2 separate regions of the Homo sapiens genome follow, and region 2 is linked to region 1. A link is a contact called in ENCODE POLR2A ChIA-PET data. All regions are on one chromosome and are shown on one strand. The core of a region is the stretch at or near the end of the contact, and the rest is flanking DNA. Distances in the headings are between cores, read along the strand shown.

What was found. ChIA-PET counts read pairs that join two places held with the same protein, here RNA polymerase II (POLR2A).
Region 2: POLR2A ChIA-PET joins it to region 1 with 17 read pairs in activated CD4-positive, alpha-beta T cell. The contact joins two enhancer-like sites. POLR2A ChIA-PET finds 5 or more read pairs at or near these places in 2 of 52 experiments (activated CD4-positive, alpha-beta T cell and naive thymus-derived CD8-positive, alpha-beta T cell).

The regions. Positions count from the first base shown.
Region 1 is chr14:60,327,679-60,334,911 of GRCh38, forward strand. No RefSeq gene overlaps it. Among named protein-coding and RNA genes, the nearest start is that of LINC02322, 8.1 kb to the left of the region's middle. RefSeq lists enhancers at 71-130, 3,918-4,157, 4,178-4,247 and a silencer at 241-550. Within about 2 kb of position 3,598, at least 13 of the 41 ENCODE cell types and tissues checked have a DNase peak (open chromatin) inside an H3K27ac peak, as active enhancers do.
Region 2 is chr14:61,324,951-61,332,183 of GRCh38, forward strand. All of the region lies in intron 1 of PRKCH (protein kinase C eta), which reads left to right. Among named protein-coding and RNA genes, the nearest start is that of PRKCH-AS1, 5.7 kb to the left of the region's middle. Within about 2 kb of position 4,651, at least 6 of the 41 ENCODE cell types and tissues checked have a DNase peak (open chromatin) inside an H3K27ac peak, as active enhancers do.

The DNA of each region.
Region 1 (7,233 bases), core at 2,348-4,847:
AGGAAGCAGAATTGGGCGCTCAAGACTCAGACCCGGACTGATGAGCTAAGACTGCTTGCAAGAGGGAGTGGGAGTCGTTAAAAAAATATCCTCGTGGCTTAATGACCAAGGCGGGTTTATTCTCAAGGAAGGGGGAGCGGCGTGGTGGTGTTACTAAACATAACAGATGGCAGCTGTCTGCGGCTATATAGGGCGCGCTGACAAATCCCTCTGGATGGCCACGCGGCGCTGGGCTGCGGGGCCTGGGTGCACTTCGCGCCTGGCTCGGAGGGCGCCGCCTGCGGGAGGACCTCCGGGAGCCGAGCTGCCTCCCCGCAAACCCGGCCCGGGCCCACGCGGGCTCAGGGCGCCAGGCGGGGTGCGCCGAGGTGCAGCTCCCCGGCCCTAGGCTTCGCTGGGGTGGGGGTCGAGGCCTCTCCGCGGGTGGCTCCCTCCACCCTGCCGCCCCGCCTCGCGGCTGGGAGTTGCCCGGGAGCTGTGAATTCACTAGACCAGCATTCACCCAGGGCCTGCGGGGGCTGTGAAAGGATGGGAGGACTCGGCTCCCCAACCCACCTTTACAAAGCCGAAGTGTGGCTGGTGAGGTACCCGACACGCACACACTGCACCGTGATACTGAACCATGCCTGAGTGTGCATTTTGTGCGAAATGGGTCTTAGCCATGATTTCCATGTGGTGAACATCTTTTCCAAACCCCGGATTGAAACACGATTATCAGGTCAATAACATTTTTTCTATGATTTGGAGATTGATTCAGATGGGCAAAATCTTACAAAGTTAATAATCTTATAAAAATCTTACATAATAATCTTAAGTCGCTTTTAGAGAGACATTTAAAAAATATGTCTATTGAAAATAATAAAATTCAGTGAAATTGGACAGGACTGTGGCAGTTGGGGAAGCTTCCTGGAAGATCGGGCAGAAAGAGAGCTTGCCAGTTTGGGCTTGGGATGGGCAAAAACAGAGGGGATTGAGAGTTCTGGGGACTCAATAACGTACATCACTGTGATTTTCAAGCGGCAAATTTCTTTAGAAAGGTAAGGCCAGACAGACTAATGGGAACTGTCCAAGGAGAGGGAACAGAGGAACCCTCTGCACTTTTGGGGCTATGGTCTCTGAAATCGGCTGCAAGGACCACCACCTAGGGGTCGTGTGGTGCATGTCATGTGCTTGGCTTTCTGCAGCAGTGTTGGAGAGTTCCATGGGAAAAGCCTCCTCTCCCCACCCCTCATCATCTCCTCGACCCCTTTCTCAACAAATGTCAGGGACTAAGGCTTCCTTATTTTCTCCTCAATCACCTTGCAGTGCTTTTCACTGAAGGTGAGAAAGGTTGAGGTTCATTCATTCATTTAACAAATGTTTAAGAGCCTTCTATGTGCTAAGCCCAGGTGCTTGGAACCTGAACAAAACAGGTAAGAATCCCTGCCTGCGTGGAGTTTGCAAGAAGCAAGCTACATGGATAAAATCTGTGGACAGTGTCAGCCTGACAATGGGCTGCCTTTGTTTCCTGTAAATAGAATTATTCCTTTTGACTTAACAAGAATTCTGACACACTGAGGGTCCTCCATACATGTGAAGCTATCATTGTGATTATTCAGTAATTGCCAAGAAAAAGGCATACCTGATGGAGGAACCCTTATGTTTGAAAGAATAGAATAAAGTTTTAATTCCTTTTTTATGCATTTATCTGGTGGAGGGTGCTTTGGCCACATGCGAACCTTTCCCCAGTAACGTGGGTTTGTGTAAAGTAGGAGTTTGACTGTGAGGCATTAAGAAACATGGACTTCCTGTCTCCATTTCTGGGAACCCTTAGGTCACATGGAAAATGCAGGGCCTCTGGTACTCAACTTCCCTGGGACCATGTTCTGTTAACCCTACCACCTTTTAAATTCTCCCTCACCCTCATCATGTCCTCACTTCCCTCCTTACACAGCTTCAATTCTGTGGCCAGGTTTTGGAATGATTCCCTTATCTCTGCCACAGGATCCAAGAGCTATGTTTCAATGATTTCCAAAGCCTGAAAGTCATTGTATATCCACCTTAGATAAGCCAGAAGAAACTAACCTACCTTTCAAATTTATTTGCTTTTGGCTACAGCAATAGTAATTTATTATGGTACAGTGGGTAAGTATTTTACCAATTGCTTATTAAGGCTGGAGTGCAATGTCGTGATTACTGCAAACTCCACCTCCTGGGCTCAAGCAATTCTCCTGCCTCAGTCTCCTGAGTAGCTGGGATTACAGGCCTCTGCTACCACGCCTGGCTAATTTTTGTATTTTTAGTAGAGACAGCGTTTCACCATGTTGGCCAGGCTGGTCTGGAACTCCTGACCTCAAGTGATCTGCCCCCTCTCAGGCTCCCAAAGTGCTGGGATTACAGGTGTGAGCCACCACACCCAACTACATTAAGGAGTATTTGGAAGTTCATACAAGAATGCCACATAAGGCCACAATGAATAGTAGGTGTAGTTGACTGTTCTGTCTCTCACATAGACATACAAGCTCACAAATTGACACTCGTGCTTAAGTCAATGAACTCTATTATAAACTCATGTGCACTCATTTTACAAACATGGATTTTTGCATTCTCTTTTAAGCCATCTGTTGCCTATGTAGGATCCTGGTTTTTAAAAATCTCTCATATCATTTTTACAGTGTACAGTTATGGTTGTGTTTACACTTACTCAAGATGATTTAGGGTAGTAAGCATATGGATGAACTTTAAAACTTTTAAATTGTTATGCATATATTTTAAAACATATTTGAAAAAATATGTAGTTTATCAGACTATCATTTCACAGAAAGTAGGATGCAAGCAAGTTTTTAAAAATGGGTTAATAAAAACATGAAGTCACATTGTACTGAGATACAACAAAAATAACACAAGGAATAACAATAATAAATAATAAAATTAATAATAAAAATTAAAAATATCCTAAGTGGTAAGGGATGACCACAATTTAAGTTGCAGATTCATCTATGATTCAGGGGGACCAAAAAAGTCCACTGCGGTTGGCCCTAGAGAAAGGCTCCTTCACGAAGTATGCTCCAGTCTGCCTTTGCCCAACGTTCCATTAGCGCTCACTAGCAGACATATCAAAACAGGTACCAATGACTTAAAAAATTATTTTTCTACAACTCAGGAAAATTCTACCAAACAATTTTATCAGCGGGACACCCTCTGTCCACTCTCTGGACATCTGTGTCTAATGTGATCATGGCTTTAGATCTTCAGAGCTTACAAGCATTAGAAACATGCCAGAAATCTACTCACAGCAAAACTGTTTTTTTAGAAAATCACACAGAATTGAAAACCCGGTTTAAAAAGCTCCATACAAATCATGAGCTATTTATCACTTTCCTTTAATACACTACCATTTTACTCCAAGAGCCCCATTTAACAGAACTTCAAAACTGAAAGTGGATTTATTTACATTTTTTATGAAGAAACAATGGTATATACTCTTAATCACCCAGTGTTTCTCCACGGGGTTGCTAATGGCATTGGCAGAATGTTTAGCATCGCTGGTTCTTGGGTGCTAAATGCCAGTGGCACCCTCCTCCAAGTCTTTGTGACAACCAACGTTGCTCCCTGACATGCACGTGCGCGCGCTAGCGCACACACACACACACACACTCTCTCTCTCTCTCTCTCTCTCTCTACCTGCCCTCAGTGGGGCAGTACTGCCCTCGCTTGAGAACCCAAACTGCCTTATGCTGAAAAGAAACCTGAGACCCAGGGAAGAGAAGGGCAGTAGGGATTTGCCCAAGACCTACACCAAACTGGTATTGTGTTCGGCTTTCAGGCTGCAAAGAAGAAAGCGTTCAGACCATCTCAGATGTGGGGGGATTATAGAAAGTTTACACGGTGCAGGCTGGCGGGTGTGTGGTGAGGAGACCCAGAAAACCATTTCAGGGATCTCCCAGCCAGGCCTAATGGAGAAGAAGAAGACTTTTTCTCACTGTTGCAAGTTCAACAGCAGATGTGAGGTCTCAGGGGCTGCTCTGGGGACTTGGCCGCTTTGTCACCCGTGCCGGAAGCTCACAGGCCCCGGAGATCCCGCCTTCTGACTGCATCGCCCTCTGCCTTATTTTTTCTGCTTTGCTTCCCCTCAAACTGTTTCCTTACTGCCTCTGTCCCTACTCCTTTCTTTCTGGTTGTTTTACGTTCACAGTTTCCTCAAGAAAATACAAACAGAATCATTAAATATCACCAATACACAGAATCCCTTTGGAACGGAGTTTTTTTTGCCAGGCTACCCGAGAAGCCGCTGGTACCATCCAAGGCTGCTTTGGGCTAGAGCCAACAGCTTATTTTCTCCAGCAGGGGGCAGCATCGCTCGTTGGCATCTTGAGGTTCACTACTCAAGGTGGGCTTTGAAGTCAGATTGCCTGGGTTTGAAAGCCAGCTCCATAAGCCCCTGTGTAACTTCAGCTGCCTGTGCCTCCGTTTCTCATTTGTAAATTGACACATTAATAATAAAATGACTTCAAAAGATTTGTGTTTATGTGTGCTGGCAGGGGAAGGAAGTTTAAATGAGAAGGCATTAAAAATAACTCAAAATACAATGACAATCTTCATACAAGTAGAAAAAACAAATTATTTTGTCGTTCTTAAAATTTATGTAGAACCACTGTACTGGCATAACAACAGACACATAGATCAATGGAACAGAATAGAGAACTCAGATACCACCCATGCATTTACAGACAGCTCATTTCAGAATTACCATATGATTGAGCAATTCCACTAGTGGGTATGTATCCAAAAGAAAAAAAAAATTAAGGCCTGGTGCAGTGGCTCACACCTGTAATCCCAGCAATTTGGGAGGCCGAGGTGGGCAGATCACTTGAGCCCAGGAGTTCACGACCAGGCTGGGCAACATAGTGAAACCCCATCTCTACAAAAAAAATACAAAAATTAGTCAGGTGTAGTGGCGTCCATCTGTAGTTCCAGCTACTCGGGAGGCTGAGGTGAGAGACTCGCTTGAGCCCAGGAGGTGAGGCTGCAGTGAGCTGAGATCATGCCACTGCACTCCAGCCTGGGTGACAGGGTGAGACTCTGTCTTAAAAAAATAAAAAAAGAAAAAGAAAGAAAGAAAGAGAGAGAGAGAAAGAAAGAAAAAGAAAGAAAGAAAGAGAGACGGAAAAAGAAAGAGAGAGAGAAAGAAAGAAAAAAAAAAGATAGATCAGTATATCAAAGAAATATCTGCACTCCCACCTTTAGACAAAGGTGCCGAGAACATACAATGAGGAAAGAACAATCTCTTCAATAAATGGTGCTGGGAAAACTGGATAACCACATGCAGAAGAATGAAACCAGATCCCTATCTCTCACCATATACAAAAATGAAAGCAAAATGGATCAAAGCCTTAAATCTAAAACCTGAAACTATGAAACGACTAGTAAAAAACGTTGGGGAAATGCTCCAGGACGTCGGTCTGGGTGAAGACTTTTTTGTATAAGACTTCAAAGGCAGAAAAGAAAAAAAAATAGACAAATGGGATTACATCAGGCTAAAAAACTTCTGCACAGCAAAAGAAACTATCAACACAGAGACAACCAACAGAATGGGAGAAAATATTTGCAAACTATCCATCTGATAAGGAATTAGTAACCAGAATATATAAAGAGCTCAAACAACTCAATAGGAAAAAAACCCCAATAATTCTATTTAAAAATGAGCAAAAGATTTGAATAGACATTTCTCAAAAGAAGATATATAAATGGCCAAAAGGTATATGAAAAAGTGTTCAACCTCACTAATCAGGAAAATGCAAATCAACACCACAATGAGATGTCTCACACAGAATGGCTATCACGAAAAAAATATCAGGGAATAATAGATGCTGGCAAGGATGTAGTTAAAAGGGAATACTCATACATTGTTAGTTCAAATGAAAATTAGTACAGCCACTATGGAAAACAGCATGGAGGTTCCTGAAAAAACTAAAAATAGAACTACCATATGATTTAGCAATTCCAATAGTGGGTCTACATCCAAAATAAAGGAAATAAATATATCAAAGAGATATCTGCACTACCATGTTTACTGCAGCACTACTCACAATAGCCAAGATATGAAATCAACCTAAGTATCCATCAGTGGATGAATGGATAAAGAAAATGTGGTTTATGCACACAGTAGAATAGTACTCAGCCATAAAGAAGAATGCAATCCTGTCATTTGCAGCAACATGGACGGAACTGGAGACCATTATGTTAAGCAAAATAAGCCAAGCACAGAAACACAAATACTGCATGCCCTTACTCATATGTGAAGCTAAAAAAGTGGGTCTCATGAAGATAAACAGATTGGGGTCAGGCATGCAGTGGCTCATGCCTGTAATCCCAGCACTTGGGAGGCCAAGGCAGGCAGATCACCTGAGGTCAGGAGTTCGAGACCAGCCTGGCCAATGTGGTGAAACCCCGTCTCTACTAAAAATACAAAAATTAGCCAGGTGTGGTGGCGTGCACCTGTAGTCCCAGGTACTTGGGAGGCTGAGGCAGGAGAATTGCTTGTACCCGGGAAGGCAGAGGTTACAGTGAACCAAAATCATGCCACTGCATTCCAGCATGGGCAACAGAGAGAGACTCCAACTCAGAAAAAAAAAAAAAGAGTAGATTGGTGGTTACCAGATGCCAGGACAGTGAGAGTGGAAGAGGAGTTGAAGAGAGGTTGATTAATGGGTAGAAATATACACTTGGATAGAAGAAATAAGACCTAGTGTTTGATAGATCAGTAGGTTGACCACAGTTAACATTAATTGATTGTACATTTCAAAATAGCTAGAAGAGAATAATTCAAATGCTTCTAGCATAAAGAAAAGATCAATATTTAAAATGATGGATATCCCAATTACCCTGACTTGATTATATGAATCAAATTATCACATGTACCCTCAAAATACATACATCTAATATGTATCAATAAAAACAATTATTTTTTAAAAGTACTTAGCATTTAGTATTTGATGAACATTAGCTGTTGTTTTTGTTGCTGCTATTGTTATTATTAAAGAGAAAGTGGTTGTTGTTAATACTGTTATTAAGTAGAACGTTTAGAGCTTCTATTTCCTGACTACCCTCACCCCCACTCTGAGTGCTTTTCAGACTTTTCCATTCAAGTTCCTCTGCTGGCTGAAGGCAGTAAAGATGCAGACTCCAGAAGGATCAAGGGGAGGGGAGGTTCCAGGTGTCCTTGTGCAATCCTGAAATTTCTTTGAAACCACT
Region 2 (7,233 bases), core at 3,401-5,900, 1.0 Mb after region 1:
CCAAAACCTAGTGACTTAGTTTTTGCTAGATCCAGAGAAGCTCTTAGCTGTAGGTTATGGATGAGAGGATTCAATATGGTTAAGATCTCAATTCTTCCCAAAGTATTCAATAGGTTCAGTATAATCTCAGTCAAAATCTAAGTTTGTTGTAGAAATTGACAGACTGACTTTAAAATTTATATGGAAATGTAAAGTACTGAGACCAGTCTAAGAATAGTTTTGAAAAAGAACAAGTTGGGGGACTTAGAGTATCTGATTTCAAGGCTAACTGTAACATGACCGTAATCAAGATAATGTGATATTGGAATAAAGAGAGTCATACAGATCAGTGGAATGAATAGAAGAGAGTCTAGGAATAGATCCACACATATATGACCCACTGATTTCTGATAAAGCTGCCAAGAAGGCAACTCAGTGGGGGAAATGATAGTCTTTTCAACTAATGGTGCTTGAACAACTGGATAGCCACATACAGTAATATGAGCCTTGACACTTACCTCACATCCTACAAAGACATTAATTCAAAATGGATTATAGACCTAAATGTAAGAGTTTAACTGTGAAACTTCTATAAGAAAACAAAATTGTAGTGACCTTGGGTTCAGCAAAAAATTTTTAGATAGCGTACAAAAGGCACCAACTATAAAAAAATCAGTAAGTTGGACTTTATCAAAATGAAAAACTATTGCTTCCCAGAGAATGTTTAAGAAAATAAAAACCCAAGCCACAAATGGGGGAAAATAACTGCAATACGTAAATGAAAGATGTGTAACATGAATATATAAAAGAACTCTAACAGCACAATAATAATGAGAAAAATACCTAATTTAAAATCCAACAAATGACTTGTAACTTGTCAAATATTTCAATAGGCACTCACCTTCATGCCAAATAGCACATTAAAAGATGCTCAAAATCATGAGTCATTAAGGAAATGCAAATTAAAACCAAAATGAGATCTCAGTATGTTCCCACTAGAAAGGTTAAAATTAATAAGACTGACCATACCAAGTGTTGGTGAGGAAGTGGAGCACCTGGAACTCTCATATGCTATGGTGAGGAATGTAAAATGGTAAATCATGTTGGAAAATAGTTTGGCAGTTTCTTAAACTATCAAACATATGCCTACTATATAACTTACTGTTTAGTATTTACTAAAAGAAATGAAATCATTCATACAAAAGCTTGTCCACGAGTGTTCATAGCATCTTTATTTGTAATAACCCCCAAAGTGGAAACAACTCAAATGTCAACAGATGAATGTTTAAACAATTGTGGTTTATCCATACAATGGAATATTACTCAGCAATAAAAAAGATGAACTATTACACATGTAACAACAGGAATGAATCTCAGAATAATTATGCTGAGTGAAAGAAACTAGACAAAAAAGTACGGTTTCATTTATGCAAAATTCTAGAAATGAAAAGGAGTCTATAGTGACAGGAAGCAGATCAGTGGGTGCCTAAAAATGGAGAGTGGAGGTAAGGGAGGTGGATTACAAAGGAGGCAGAAACTTTTAGGGGAGATGAATATTTGTGTTATTCTGATTGTGGCAATGATTTCACAGTTATATACATATGTCAAAGCTTATTAAATAGTTCACTTTAAGTATGTGCATGTTACTATATGACAATTATACCTGAATAAAGCTGTGGGGAAAAAAACCAATCAGCGCTTATCCATATTTTACTGAAGGTGTTAAGTAAGATGCTAGTAAATGACAGAATTTCAGCTGAGCCAAGTCTGACTCTTGAAAACTACATTTCCTCTTTAGTGCAGAAAATATTTATGAGAATGGGAGCGTAGAAAAAATGAAATCACAATAAAACAAATTAGTTTCTGATTTTTGGACATGGTCTCATTTTCTAAATTATCACTGTCAGTTTTTTTTCTGCTGCTTCTAGAACATGTTTATTTTGCATAATTTCTCTGGCTTCCAAAATCTGAAGAATTGCCTCTGTTTAAACTCTATTTTCTTCTTTCGTGTACTTGCTCTTGATTTGCTGACCTTCTAAATGGGGACCAGCATCTAATGCTTAATGCAGAGTGCTGGGGACATGGGGAGGCAGGAGGAGCTGGAGGCTGCGTCATGGAAAGACCTTGGCGCCCCCTCAGGAAGGAAGGACTGGCTTGGCAGGATCCCAGGCTGTTTTCCTGGTTCAGCCCTCCCGAAGACATTGTGTTCTCTGCAGCCCTGGAGGGCCTCTTTCTCTCAATTTCTCAGTGAGGTACCTGTTTTGTAATCAGTCCTGTCAGGTGAAGCAGCCATGTTACTACTGGACAATCATGGATTATCTTTTCCCTTCCTTCCTGGATCCAGGTGTCTGAATTTATACCACCAAAATTCTTCCAGATTTTCTATCTAGTGGTTCATTCTCTTTTGTACTTTGTAGTGCCGTTGTTTATTCTCATGATTGATTTTTTTCTGAGCCAATTGGAAGGAATGTCTAACACTGACTGATCAACCCACAGTGTTTAAGAGGAAAAATATATTTTAGAATCTTGAGGGAGTTTTATTTCAGTGTATGTGAATTGTATTGGCTATGTAGCGTCTTCATTTTCATTGTAAGAAGAATTTTGCTACAGTGGGACCGGCTGCTTCTCATCACAAACAGGTTGTGGCTCAGATATTTTCCCCTTTGGAGAGCATTTTCCTGGTCATATTATTATCTTGTTGTCTTTCGTTGCACTCATTGCTCTCTGAGATCATTTTGTTAATGAATTTGCTTATTATACTTTCCTCCTTTAGATTACAAATGGCTTGAGAGCAGGGACCCACCTCTCTTATTCACTGTCCTAACCCTGGGACAATGTCTCATATGTAGTAAACATTAAATATTTGTTAAATGAAATTTTATGTGATTGGGGGACAAGTAAAGTGTAAGTACTTTGGGAGCATCTTTCCATCTTTCTAAAAGAAAGAAATGAAAATAGTTGAGGAGTTACTGGATGAACAGTATTCCTCTGTTAAATCAATCAATGACATACCAATATGTGCTTGAAAGACTGGGCCTGGGCCGGGCGCGGTGGCTCACGCCTGTAATCCCAGCACTTTGGGAGGCCGAGGCGGGTGGATCATGAGGTCAGGAGATCGAGACCATCCTGGCTAACAAGGTGAAACCCCGTCTCTACTAAAAATACAAAAAATTAGCCGGGCGCGGTGGCGGGCGCCTGTAGTCCCAGCTACTCGGGAGGCTGAGGCAGGAGAATGGCGTGAACCCGGGAAGCGGAGCTTGCAGTGAGCCGAGATTGCGCCACTGCGGTCCGCAGTCCGGCCTGGGCAACAGAGCGAGACTCCGTCTCAAAAAAAAAAAAAAAAAAAAAAAAAGAAAGACTGGGCCTGACTGCTATATTCTTTGAATATGGTAATGGATTGAAAACCTTGTGTATGGAAAATTCCCTGCTCTTACGTCATTTTAAAAGACTATGATTTTAAAACTTGTAATACGTTATAACGTTTTTCACTTATAATTTTCACGCCCAAAATGTTAAAGTCAGGGCAGAAGCAAGACATCAGCATTTAAAAGGTTGTGCCTCAGCCTTGGAGAGGAATGAGGTTGGTGGGTGGAACGTGAATCATTTTATCTTATGCAACTCTTAGTGAAGTTTTGGTATCTAGTAAGTGTTAAGAATGGTGATTAGTGGTGATGGTAAAAGTGTGGTGCATTTTTATGAGAAGAGTAGCATTTGCGTAGAATAATAGAGGTGCCTGGGATTTTTGGTAGTCCTTTTTTATTTAATAAAGCAACTGGGGCCGCGTGCTATGGCTTGCGTCTGTAATCCCAGCACTTTGGGAGGCCAAGGCAATAGGATCCCTTGGGCCCAGGAGTTTGAGACCAGCCTAAGTAAAATAGTGAGACCCCATCTCCACAAAAAAATAAAATTAGCCAGGCATGGTAGCACATGCCTCTAGTCCCAGCTACTTGGGAAGCTGAGGTGGGAGGATCACTTGAGCCTGGGAGGTTGAGGCTGCAGTGAGCCATGATCATGTCACTGTACTCTAGCTTAAATGACAGAGCAAAACCCTGTCTCAAAAAAAAAAAAAAGCTGAAAAAACAGTCAACTAGATTGTGTTCCCCTTTTGTGTTGACTTCTTAGCTCCACTTTATTAGAATGTGATAAAAATGAGACCTAAGTGGAAACAATCCCTGTCCATTGTTTTCCACTCTTATCATTACTGTATCCAAAATAGTCTTTCTCAATTGCCAAACCAATAGTCATTTCTTTATTTAAAACTCCTCCTCTGTGGTTCTCCACTGCTCTTAGATAAACTCCTGAGTCTTTTTTTTTTTTTTTTTTTTGAGACAGAATCTCTCTCTGTTGCCCAGGCTGGAGTACAGTGGCACGATCTCGGCTCACTTCAACCTCCGCCTCCCAGGTTCAAGCGATTCTCCTGCCTCAGCCTCTCAGTAGCTGGGATTACAGGCACACACCACCACGCCTGGCTAATTTTTATATTTTTGGTAGAGACAGGGTTTTGCCATGTTGGCCAGGCTGGTCTCAAACTCCTGACTTCAGGTGATCCGCCCGCCTTAGCCTCCCAAAGTGCTGGGATGCAGGCATGAGTCACTGCACCCAGCCAAAGTCCAGAGTCTTTAAAATGGTATAGGATGTTCTCCATGATCTGTACCCTGTGTTCCTCTTGAGCCTTTTCTCTTACATTTCCCCAAATTACAATGAGCATCTTTCAGTTCCTCAAAAGGAGGAACACTTCGCTTTGCTAATTCTTCCTTGTGCTTCAGGTCTCATTATGGGCATTAATTACCCAGACAACTGTCCCTGATGTGCCAGTCTGGGTTTGGTCCTCCTCCTAGTGTTCCCTCAGTATCCTGAGATCTCTTTTGCCGCTGTCTCCTCCAACCTGAAAGAACGGACGTATGAATGGATTGGCCTCTAATGGAAGCGTGTGACACTGGTCACAGGGAGTTCAGGGTGTAGTTGTTTGAATGATTGACTAAGATTCATCCGCTTGGCTCTTGTAGTAGTGACTCTGACAGACTATTACATGTTTCTATTTGAAATGCCAAGCCCTAGGTGAGCATCCAGCCACCAATGAGCATGTACTAAGTACCAGGCATTGTGCTCTATCCTGTAAAGTCAAGTGGACAGGACACACATGACCCATTCTTTCGTAGGGCTTGTAATTCCAAGGGGGAGGGAGATTGGGATAAAAAGCAAACAAAAGCAACTAGGGAATTACAGAAGTACTTACAGGCAGGTAAGCCCCTGGTTTGGGGAGGTGGGGAACATCTTCCTGGAGGAAAAACAAAGAGCTGACTTTTAAGGACCCAGCCTAGAGAGCCACAGCCTGCTTCAGTTAAATGACTGTGAACAGTCTTTGCTCAAAAGAAGAAAAGGAACTTCTGACCTGATAATGTTTCCCAGAGGGACATCGCAGATGCCCTTTTGAAAGGTAAATGTTCCTGACCCACAGAAATGTTTCCATCTTTGGAAAGTTTGGGAGGGAACTGTTTCCATGCTTGTGAACAGATGACCTGCAAAAGAACTTTTGACTCCACAAAGGCAGAAAGTAGGAACACTATATTTGAACCATCAAATACCTTAAGTTTTGTATAGATCATAAAATAATCATAGATGTTGAAGCAGGATGATCATCTAATTCAGAACAACAACAAAAAGCCTGATAGCTCTTAGGCCTGCAGACAGCCTGTAGGTCTATTCATTTGGCACAGATGTTTTTAACATTGAAACTGAAGGCATTTAGTGCTGTGGTGCTCCAGTTTGCCACAGACCCCTCCACTCCCTGTTATGAAACCAACTCTCTTGACTCATTACTTGCTTGGACCTGGGACATTTTAAATTTTGTGACACTATAGCTCAAGCCTTTGTTTTCTGAATGTGGGAACCAAAGTTCCAGCCAAATCATTACTGTTGCCCTAACAGGGGTGTCCAATCTTTTGGCTTCCCTGGGCCACGTTGGAAGAAGAATTGTTTTGGGTCACACATAAAATACGCTAACACTAACGATAGCTGATGAGCTCAAAAAAAATCCTCAAAAAAATCTCATAATGTTTTAAGAAAGTTTACGAATCTGTGTTGGGCTGCATTCAAAGCTGTCCTGAGCTGCATGCAGCCTATGGGCTGTGGGTTGAACAAGCTTGCCCTAACTCATGAGAAGTGTAATATACATACATTTAATATGTATTAATATCTATCTAATCTATATCTACAAAAATACAGATATACTTACTTAGATTTATTTAGATATGTAATAATTTATTAATTTATAAAATGCATTAGTTTAGATATATATTTACTTAGATTTTTACTTACATAAAGATTTGTGTCCTAGTATTTCAGAGAAAGCTAGCTTACTAGTAAATATATGGGGAGTTAACTTTTACTGCAAATTAGTATTATATTAACTATCCAATTTAAAAAGAAAGCAAACTCTGCCAGGCTGGTATGGTGGTGTGCACCTGTAGTCCCGTGTACTGGGGAGGCTGAGGCAGGAGGATTGCTTGAGCCTAGGAGTTCAAGGCTGCAGTGAGAGCTATGATCGAGCTGCTGCTCCTCAGCCTGGGCAACAGAGTGAGACTTTGTCTCAAAAAAAGAAACAACAACAACAACAAAAAAACCCCTCTTTTTATTTCGTTATACAACTCCCAGCAATAGGGGAACACTGTACTTTAATGGGTGTCAGGAGAACTGGGTTCAAGCTGTGACCTTAGGCAAGCGTCTGCTTATCTGGGTCCCATTTCCCCGTTATATTGTGAGGGGGCTGCACTAAACGGTCTCCAAAGACTTTTATATCTCTAAAGCCTCTGCTTCCATGTGTTAGGCAATCACATAATTTCTTCCCTTTTGGAGTAATTGGTTTGGTTTAAACTGTCAAAATGAATTATGTGTTATCAAAGTTAGTAACTCCTAAGAATTAAATTGGTCCAAATCTAAATTGCTTAGAGTTGGAGAGGATTTAGCTCCCATCTAAGTGACTTGTATAGCATCGCTAGTGATGTTGGTATTATTTTCTTGGTTTAGAATCAGCCTTAAGGCAATACATTTCAAGCCATGCAGTTGTATTTCTTGATTTATGCTAACGCACTCCTTGTTCTATGGGATGGTTGTAAGTTATGTCCCTGTTACGGCAAGTCAGAGAGAGACTGAGAATCCCACTGTTTTGCTAGAAGCCATTCTCACTAGTTTGGCAATTACAGCATTATTGTCCCAAAGTATCTGTAGCTACCAGTCTATGTATCCACCCAGGGT